3 separate regions of the Homo sapiens genome follow, and regions 1 and 3 are each linked to region 2. A link is a contact called in ENCODE Hi-C or POLR2A ChIA-PET data. All regions are on one chromosome and are shown on one strand. Each heading gives the region's core, a stretch centred on a gene start or an enhancer-like site at or near the end of the contact. The rest is flanking DNA. Distances are from core to core; before and after follow the strand shown.

Region 1 (2,700 bases), core at 12-2,511, 150 kb after region 2:
TTTTTTTTTTTGGAGACAGAATCTCGCTCTGTCACCCAGGCTGGAGTGCAGTGGCGCGATCTCGGCTCACTGCAACCTCCGCCTCCCAGATTCAAGCAATTCTCCCACCTCAGCCTCCTGAGTAGCTGGGATTACAGGTGCCTGCCACCACGCCCGGCTAATTTTTTTTTGTATTTTTAGTAGAGACGGGGTTTTACCATGTTGGCCAGGTTGGTCTCAAACTCCTGACCTCAGGTGAACCATCCCCTCGGCCTCCCAAAGTGCTGGGATTACAGGCATGAGCCACCGCGCCCGGCCGCCTGGTGCTTTTTTAATTTTATTTTTTATTTTTTGAGACAAGGTCTTACGCTGTCACCTAGGCCGAAGTGCAGTGGTGCAATCACAGCTCATCACTGCAGCCTCGACCTCCTGGGCTTGAGCAATCCTCCTTCCTCAGCCTCCTGAGTAGCTGGGACTACAGGTGCATGCTACCAGGCCCTGTTAATATTTTTTTTTAGATTTTTTTTTTGGTAGAGGCAGGGTCTCACTGTGTTGCCCAGGCTGGTCACCTGGTGATTTTATCTACAAAGGGACATTGATTCCCCACCCTGGTTCCTGAAGGCAGACAGTATGTACCCCTCTTGGAAGTTTGGGGAACAGGCTCAGGAGCTGTGTAAATATGCCCAAGACCACAGGATCGAACAGCCAACTCCAAAGCATTGCCTTTTTTTTTTTTTGAGACAGAGTCTCACTAGTCCGGAGTGCAGTGGTGTGATCTACACTGCAGCCTCGAACTCCCAGGTTCAAGCGATTCTCGTGCTTCAGTCCCCCAGGTAGCTAGGATTACAGGCATGTGCCACTACGCCAGGCTAATTTTTGTATTTTTAGTAGAGATGGGTTTTCACCATGTTGGCCAGGCTGGCCTCGAACTCCTGACCTCAAGTGATCTGCTTGCCTTGGCCTCCCCAAAGTGCTGGGATTACAGGCATGAACCACTGTGCCTGGCCAGGTGTTTTTGTTTTTTTTTTAAATCATAAGTAGTTGTAACTCTGTAAAAAGTGTACCCTGCCATACACAATGTCTGGGGACTTGTTTTTCAACCCACAGTGCTGTGACATTGCTGATACTTGTTTATCTCTTTGCTTAACACTGTGGATGGTTCATGTTGCCTGCTGGGTAATATTCTGCCATTCTTCATGTCCTCTCCTGCTGATGGGCATCTGGGCTGTGGCCAGGTTTTTGTTACTGAGAACAGGCTGTCACGGATCCTCTTGTCTGTGTCTCCCGTTACGTATCTGTAAAGGGTGCATGTCTCAGAATGGAAACGCTGAGTCATGGGGCGTATGCTACAAGTCCCCCCTGCCTTCAGGAAGTCCCCAACCCGTACAGGCAGCTCAGCCCCGGCTCGGCAGACCCCAGGCAGCTAACTCCTTTAACCCAACTAAGCTTCGGTTTTCCCGTCTGTGAAATGGGAATCATTCTACAGCACATTCATTAAGGTCACACTGATTACAGACCTCGTACCAAGCCCTGTGCTGGGCATGGCGGCCCTGGAGGAGGAGATGCAGCCTTGTCTCTTGCTCGCAAAGACAGAAATGGGGCGGGGCACGGTGGCTCACACCTGTAATCCCAGCACTTTGGGAGGCTGAGGTGGGTGGATCACCTGAGGTCAGGAGTTGGAGACCAGCCTGGCCAACATGGCGAAACCCCATCTCTACTAAAAATGCAAAAATTAGCGGGGCATGGTGGCACACACCTGTAATCCCGGCTACTCGGGGAGCTGAGGCAGGAGAATCACTTGAACATGGGAGGCAGAAGTTGCAGTGAGCCGAGATCGCACCACTGCACTCCAGCCTGGGCAACAGAGTGAGACTCCATCTCAAAAAAAAAAAAAAAAAAAAAAGGCAGACAGACATGGAAGTGATTAATCTCAGTACTATAATGGATATCGCCATGGCTGGGGAGGTGATAGGCTGGTAGGGGTGAAAGGAAGTTGGACTGGGGACCGTGAGAATTGGGGAGATCCAAAATCAGTGATCATTTTGCACCAAGACCTGACAAGCAGAAGGTATACTCTTGTCTACAAGGACTGAGATCTCCTTGGGGGGAGCCTGGGTTCCTGGGGCTTTCCCCAGATCTTTGTGATTTCTTCTGCCCTATCCATCCCCTTTGGTAGCCCTGCCTCTCCATAATCACCCTGGAATTTGCCAAACACCATCACCCACGCTGTCTGATTGGATTCAGCCTGGTCGCCCGTGACACAAGCACATTTTATTTTCTATCTTTTTTTTTCTTTTTTTGAGATGGAGTCTCACTCTGTCGCCCAGGCTGGAGTGCAGTGGCGCGATCTCAGCTCACTGCAAGCTCCACCTCCCGTGCTCACGCCATTCTCCTGCCTCAGCCTCCCGAGTAGCTGGGACTACAGGCACCCGCCACCGCGCCCAGCTAATTTTTTGTATTTTTTTTTTCAGTAGAGACACGGTTTCACCGTGTTAGCCAGGGTGGTCTCGATCTCCTGACCTCGTGATCCACTCACCTCGGCCTCCCCAAGGGCTGGGATTACAAGCATGAGCCACCGCACCCGGCCTTATTTTCTATCTTAAGGCAAAATAACTCCTGTTCAGGATCGCCCTTCCAGTTGCAGAACCAATTAAGGGCTTTTTTCTAAGTAAAACTTGAAAGGGCAGCTTCTAGTTGCTAAAGACAGGAGAAATGAAATGT
Region 2 (2,700 bases), core at 71-2,570:
CCAAGGTCAAGAGCCTGGCCCCTAGAGGACAAAGGAGAACAAGGATGGGTAAGTTGGGGATGCAACAATGGCCGTGGCAGGCTGGGTTTGTGGGGTTCTTAGCAGCACACTCCCTGTTTCCCAAATCAGCCCACTGCCTGCACATGCACCCCCCAACCCACCCTGGGGAGGCCCAGCACTCACCTGGCTGGGGTTGTGGCTTTAGTCCGCTGCTGACCTGTAGGGGGACCAACAGTGAGTCAGGGTGGCATCCGGGTGATGGCAGTCTCCATCCCACCTTCTCTGCTGCGCCCTAGGCTGAGGCCCTCCTTAGAGGGACCGGAGCAGCAGAGCTGCTCCACCCAAACCCATCAGGAAGGGCCTGGGACTCAGCCGGCACCCTGAGGTCTCCACCTGTCCTCCCTGTTGTCTTCCATGTCACCTCCTGAGACCCCTTCACCCTGACCCCCTCCCTTGGTTTCTTTCTCTCTTGAGCTCTCTGCTCAGCCCCAACCTGGCTCCCTCCACCGCTGAGCCCTCGCCCAGTCACTTCTCCCCTCCCCTCCCCTTCCCTTGACATTGGCACCCCGCCCCCATTCCCTCCAGGTCCTCAGGGAGACCGTGCCTGTGCTTTCCTTCTGGGTGGCGGCTATGTCTGCCCTCCAGCCTTGGGAGCGTCGTGCTTGGGACTCATGTTTGTGGCTGTTCAAATTCTGTTGCCACCACTAGGCTTCCCCTCCCCTCTGGCTGGTCCCACCCTGAATCCTCTGCTGCCTCTCCCATTGTGTCCTGCCCCTCCCATCCCCGTGGCATCCTTGCAGTGTTTCCCAAGCAGTGGGCTCCTGGTCCACAGACATCCCCTCCACCATCTAGCCTCCTCCCAGGAGGGCTCCATGTCCACAGAGACACCCTCTGAACCCAGGCCTTGAGGTACCCCTCAACTCCAGGGACCTCCCCTTCCACTTCTACAGGACTTTTTTTTTTTTTTTTAATGTTTAGACTGAGAACTCTGAAATATTAATTGCTAGTATCATTTCCATGCTGCAGCTTTCTTTCCAGCACTCTTCTGTCCCTCTGTTTTTTCCCTCTCTTTAGGTTATGTTTTATTTTACTTACGGTAAAAAAAAAACAAAAAAACAAACAAAACACTAGAATTCACTTTTAACCACGTGTACAGTTCATTAGTGTTAAGTATATTCACACTGTTGTGAAACATCTCCAGGACCTTTTCATCTTGCAAAACTGAAACAGTTTTAAAGAACCCCTACTCCCTCCTCCCTGCGGTTTCTGACAGCCACCATTCTACTTTCTGTTCCTATTAATTTAATATCTCTAGGCACCACCGAAAAGTGGAATCATACAATATTTGTCATTTTGTGACTGCCTTATTTCACCTAGCTTGATGTCTTCCAGTTTCGTTTATACTGTAGTATGTGTCAGAATTTCTTTTTTTCTTTATTTTTTGAGACAGAGTTTCGCTCTTGTCACCCAGGCTGGAGTGCAGTGGTGTGATCTAGGCTCACTGTAACCTCTGCCTCTCTGGTTCAAGCGATTCTCCTGCCTCAAGCTCCCAAGTAGCTGAGATTACAGACGCCCATCACCAGGCCTGGGTAATTTTGTATTTTTAGTAGAGACAGGGTTTCACCACGTTGGTCATGCTGGTCTCGAACTCCTGACCTCAGGTGATCCACCCACCTTGGCCTCCCAAAGTGCTGGGATTACAGGTGTGAGCCACTGCACCTGGCCCAGAATTTCTTTTAAACACTGAATAATATTCCATTATATGTATAAACCACATTTTGTTCATCCATTCATTCATTGATGGACATCTGGGTTGCTTCCACCTCTTGGCCATTGAAAATAGTGTTGCTATCAACATGGGTGTATCAATATCTCTTCAAGACCTTTCTTTTCAGTTCTGTTTGGTATGTACCCAAAAGTGGGATTGCTGGATCGTATGGTAGCTTTATTTATTTATTTATTTATTTATTTTGAGATGAAGTCTCGCTCTGTCATCCAGGCTGGAGTGCAGTGGCACAATCTCAGCTCACTGCAACCTCTGCCTCCCGGGTTCAAGTGATTCTCCTGCCTCAGCCTCCTGAGTAGCTGGGATTACAGGTGCCCGCCACCACACCCAGCTAATTTTGTATTTTTAGTGGAAATGGTGTTTCACCATGTTGGCCAAGCTGGTCTCGAACTCCTGGCCTCAGGTGATCTGCCACCTCAGCCTCCCAAAGTGCTGGAATTTGAGGTGTGAGCCACCACTCCTGGCCTTTATTTTTAAATTTTTGAGGAAAGGCCATGCTTTTTTTCTGTATCATTTGCACTATTTTATAGCCCCCATCAACAGTGCGCAAGGGCCCCAATTTCTTCACATTCTTCCCAACACTTGTCATTTACACACTTTTTAAATAGTAGCTGTCCTTCTGGGTATAAGGAGATAGCTCTCTGTAGTTCTGATTTGCATTTCTCTGATGATTAGTTGGCCATTTTCATCTGCTTGTTGGTGATTTGTATACTGTCTTAGTCTATTTTGTGCTGCTAATGTATATAAGAATATCTGAGCCTGTATAATTTATAAAAAAACAAATTTGTTTCTTCTGTTGGACAAGAGGTTGCTGAAAAGTAAAACAAAGCAAAGCAAAGCAAAAATTATTTCTCACAGTTCTGGAGGCTGGGAAATCCAAGATCAAGGTGCCAGCATCTTGCTTTTTGCTGTGT
Region 3 (2,700 bases), core at 11-2,510, 140 kb before region 2:
CCAAGAGTAGCACTCAGATGATGCACCAAAGCCCCCCCAAAATCTAGAGTTTCCTGGATGCTACCACCAGGATCCAGTCATGGCAACAGGGATCTTAAAGGTGTAAATGATTAACCTTCAGGATGGCTCACCTAGACGTGCAAACGTTTGAAAAAGCTAAGCTCTCTACCAGGGTAACCCATTGGCTCTCATCTCTTAGATTTCGTAAGAGTTTTACCTTCTGGGTAACATTTCAAAGCCCTGCTAAGATTAGTATCTACACCTGAACTCTGGACCATGGCTCCCTTCCAGCCACTATCTCTAGGCTGTCAATCGGGGTTAATTCGCTTTTTTTTTTTTTTTTAATCCTGTACTCTAATCATAGGAATTTCAACCAAGTTTCAGCTGGCTTCTGCATCTCACACTCCAGCAGGGACACAAGCCCGAAGGAAGAAAGGTGCCCGTCCATCTCCAGGCCGGCTTTCCCCACCTTTTTCCTTTTTGCTTTCCACCTGCATGAAGTTCCCTCTAAAGGTGCATGTCATTTTCTGGCCCTTTAAGTCCCGACACCCCATCCCACTCCGAGTTCCCTTCCATCCTCCGCACTTTCTCCCTCCCCACTTGCAGTTTGCCTCGACCCCCTCGGGGAGTTTCTCGGTCCCTCTCCGGGCGTCTTTCTGCACCCGTACCCTTCTCTCCGCAGAGCGACTCCGGCCTTGCTTCCTCTCCCCTGCCCTTTCCCCTCCCCACCACACCGCTGCAGCAGACGACCCCGTCCCCACAGCCGGCGCGTTCCCTGACCTCCCCTCCGCCCCTCACCTCGGCCCCCTTCCCTCGCGCCCCGGAGCCCCGGCCTCCCCACCCCGCCCCCGGGTCCCCCCACGCCGACCTCGGCCACTCCCTCCCGGTCACTCACAGGAGGCCGGAGCAGGTGGTGCACACGAAGCTGCCCACGGTGATATCCACGTAGGTGACCCCGCGCTGGGCGCACTCGAAGCAGTGGCGGTTCCCGGCCTGGCTGCAGCCACCCAGCTCCCGCACCCGACGGCACCACACCTCCGAGGCCGCCTCCGCCTCCGCCTTGCCCCCGCTGACCCCGCCGCCCGGGCCCGGGCCCTTCTTCGCCGCCATCACCATCGCTGCCCACTCCCTCCCCGCTAGTCAGCAATCACCCCTTCAACCACTGCCGCCTTCCCGCCTCCTCAGCCGCCTCCGCACGCCCGGCTCCCCTGACAGAAGCTCGGGAGCGGGCGGCATCCGCAGGAGACTTCGCCGTCCACCACCCTCCTTGCCCGTCCTGCACACTGATTGGCTAGGTTTCTCCCACCTCCTTACTCCGATTGGCCCTCCCTGGGACGGCCTCCGGTTGCTGGAGCCGCCAATGCCCCGCCCCACCGCCTTCAGGCCTCAGGCCTCTCCTATTGGCCGGCAGAGACCCCAGCAGCGAGAACCGTGCGTGCCCTCTCCTTGTCCCCGCCCCCTCTCGCCGCTGCCTCCACCGTGGCCCGCCTCCTAGTTCCGATTGGTGAGTCCTCGGCACTCGGGCTCCGACGCTAATTTTGATTGGCTGGCGGGGCTGCAAAGTTAGCGCGCGAGACAGAGGAGGTGCCCCGCGCGTGCGTAGCTGTCGTCCTCCCGACTGATGACGTTAATTCCCGGCAAATTTCAAAGGCTTACTCTAGACTGTGTAGAGTGTCATGCAAAGCCGAAGAGAAGTGGCCATGTGAGGGGCTGAGCAGGAGGGGGAAAGAAGAGAGCGCTTAAGGGAGAGAGGGAGAGGGAGCAAGAGTGCTTTACTAGACCAGTGCTCTAATTCCTGAGCCACAGAGCGAAGGGAGTGCTTTATAAATGTCATTTCATTCGCTCCGCCTATCCCAGAGGTGGAATCCCCATTTTACACCCTTAGGTTCAACAACTTGCGGCAGATCACACGAGTGCGTGGCCCAGGATTCCACTCTGGGTCTTCCAACTTTAGAAACCCTGCCTTTAACCCTCCTAGTAGGTGGACTATTATTCGATTATTCATTTAACAAACACTGAGTGTCTGCTAGGTTTCAGGCACGTTCTAGACACTGGGAATAGAATACAGCAGCGAAGCAATCAAACAAAATATTCTTATAGAGCTTAGTTTCTAGTAGGGGGAAGCAAACAATACACAAATTAAAGAATCACCAGTTAGTAATAAATCCTACGCAGAGAATTAAAATCACATCTTGGAAAAGACTTTTTGGGTACTTTTTTAATTTTTTAATTTAATTTTAATTTTTTGAGATGGAGTCTCACTCTGTTGCCCAGACTGGAGTGCAGTGGCACGATGTCAGCTCACTGCAACCTCTGCCTCCTGGGTTTAAGCAATTCTCATGCCTCAGTCTCCTGAGTAGCTGGGATTACAGGCGGCCACCACCACCCCCAGATAATTTTTGTATTTTTATTATTATGATTATTATTATTTGAGATGGAGTCTCGCTCTGTCGCCCAGGCTGGAGTGCAGTGGCACGATCTCGGCTCACTGCAAGCTTCGCCTTCTGGGTTCACGCCATTCTCCTGCCTCAGCCTCCCGAGTAGCTGGGACTACAGGCACCCGCCACCACGCCTGGCTAATTTTTTTGTATTTTCAGTGGAGACGGGGTTTCACCGTGTTAGCAAGGATGGTCTCGATCTTCTGACCTCGTGATCCGCCGGTCTTGGCCTCCCAAAGTGCTGGGATTACAGGCGTGAGCC

What was found. Hi-C counts contacts between places; a loop is a spot of excess contacts on that map. ChIA-PET counts read pairs that join two places held with the same protein, here RNA polymerase II (POLR2A). Pooled maps may share reads with other maps.
Region 1: a pooled map shows a loop between it and region 2 (3-fold over the local background). The contact joins two enhancer-like sites. A Hi-C loop is called at or near these places in 4 of 50 pooled maps. POLR2A ChIA-PET finds 5 or more read pairs at or near these places in 5 of 52 experiments (HEK293T, T-cell, activated CD4-positive, alpha-beta T cell and 1 more).
Region 3: a map with no recorded cell type shows a loop between it and region 2 (10-fold over the local background). The contact joins the promoter of AGFG2 here to the enhancer-like site in region 2. A Hi-C loop is called at or near these places in 1 of 37 single-sample maps with no recorded cell type and 9 of 50 pooled maps. POLR2A ChIA-PET finds 5 or more read pairs at or near these places in 2 of 52 experiments (GM12878 and Panc1).

What each region holds. Positions count from the first base shown.
Region 1 is chr7:100,242,219-100,244,918 of GRCh38, reverse strand. It overlaps the pseudogene CASTOR3P. Among named protein-coding and RNA genes, the nearest start is that of PVRIG, 24 kb to the right of the region's middle. RefSeq lists an enhancer at 1,016-1,415. Within about 2 kb of position 1,261, at least 6 of the 41 ENCODE cell types and tissues checked have a DNase peak (open chromatin) inside an H3K27ac peak, as active enhancers do.
Region 2 is chr7:100,395,396-100,398,095 of GRCh38, reverse strand. PILRA (paired immunoglobin like type 2 receptor alpha) reads right to left here. Exons shown (of 7, transcript NM_013439.3): 4 at 184-217. Among named protein-coding and RNA genes, the nearest start is that of PILRA, 23 kb to the right of the region's middle. RefSeq lists enhancers at 1-324, 1,192-1,241. Within about 2 kb of position 1,320, at least 6 of the 41 ENCODE cell types and tissues checked have a DNase peak (open chromatin) inside an H3K27ac peak, as active enhancers do; they include GM12878, where a contact is called at or near this core.
Region 3 is chr7:100,537,763-100,540,462 of GRCh38, reverse strand. AGFG2 (ArfGAP with FG repeats 2) reads right to left here and starts at 1,260. Exons shown (of 12, transcript NM_006076.5): 1 at 896-1,260. The coding sequence starts at 1,116. RefSeq lists silencers at 900-1,199, 1,250-1,529 and an enhancer at 1,409-1,910.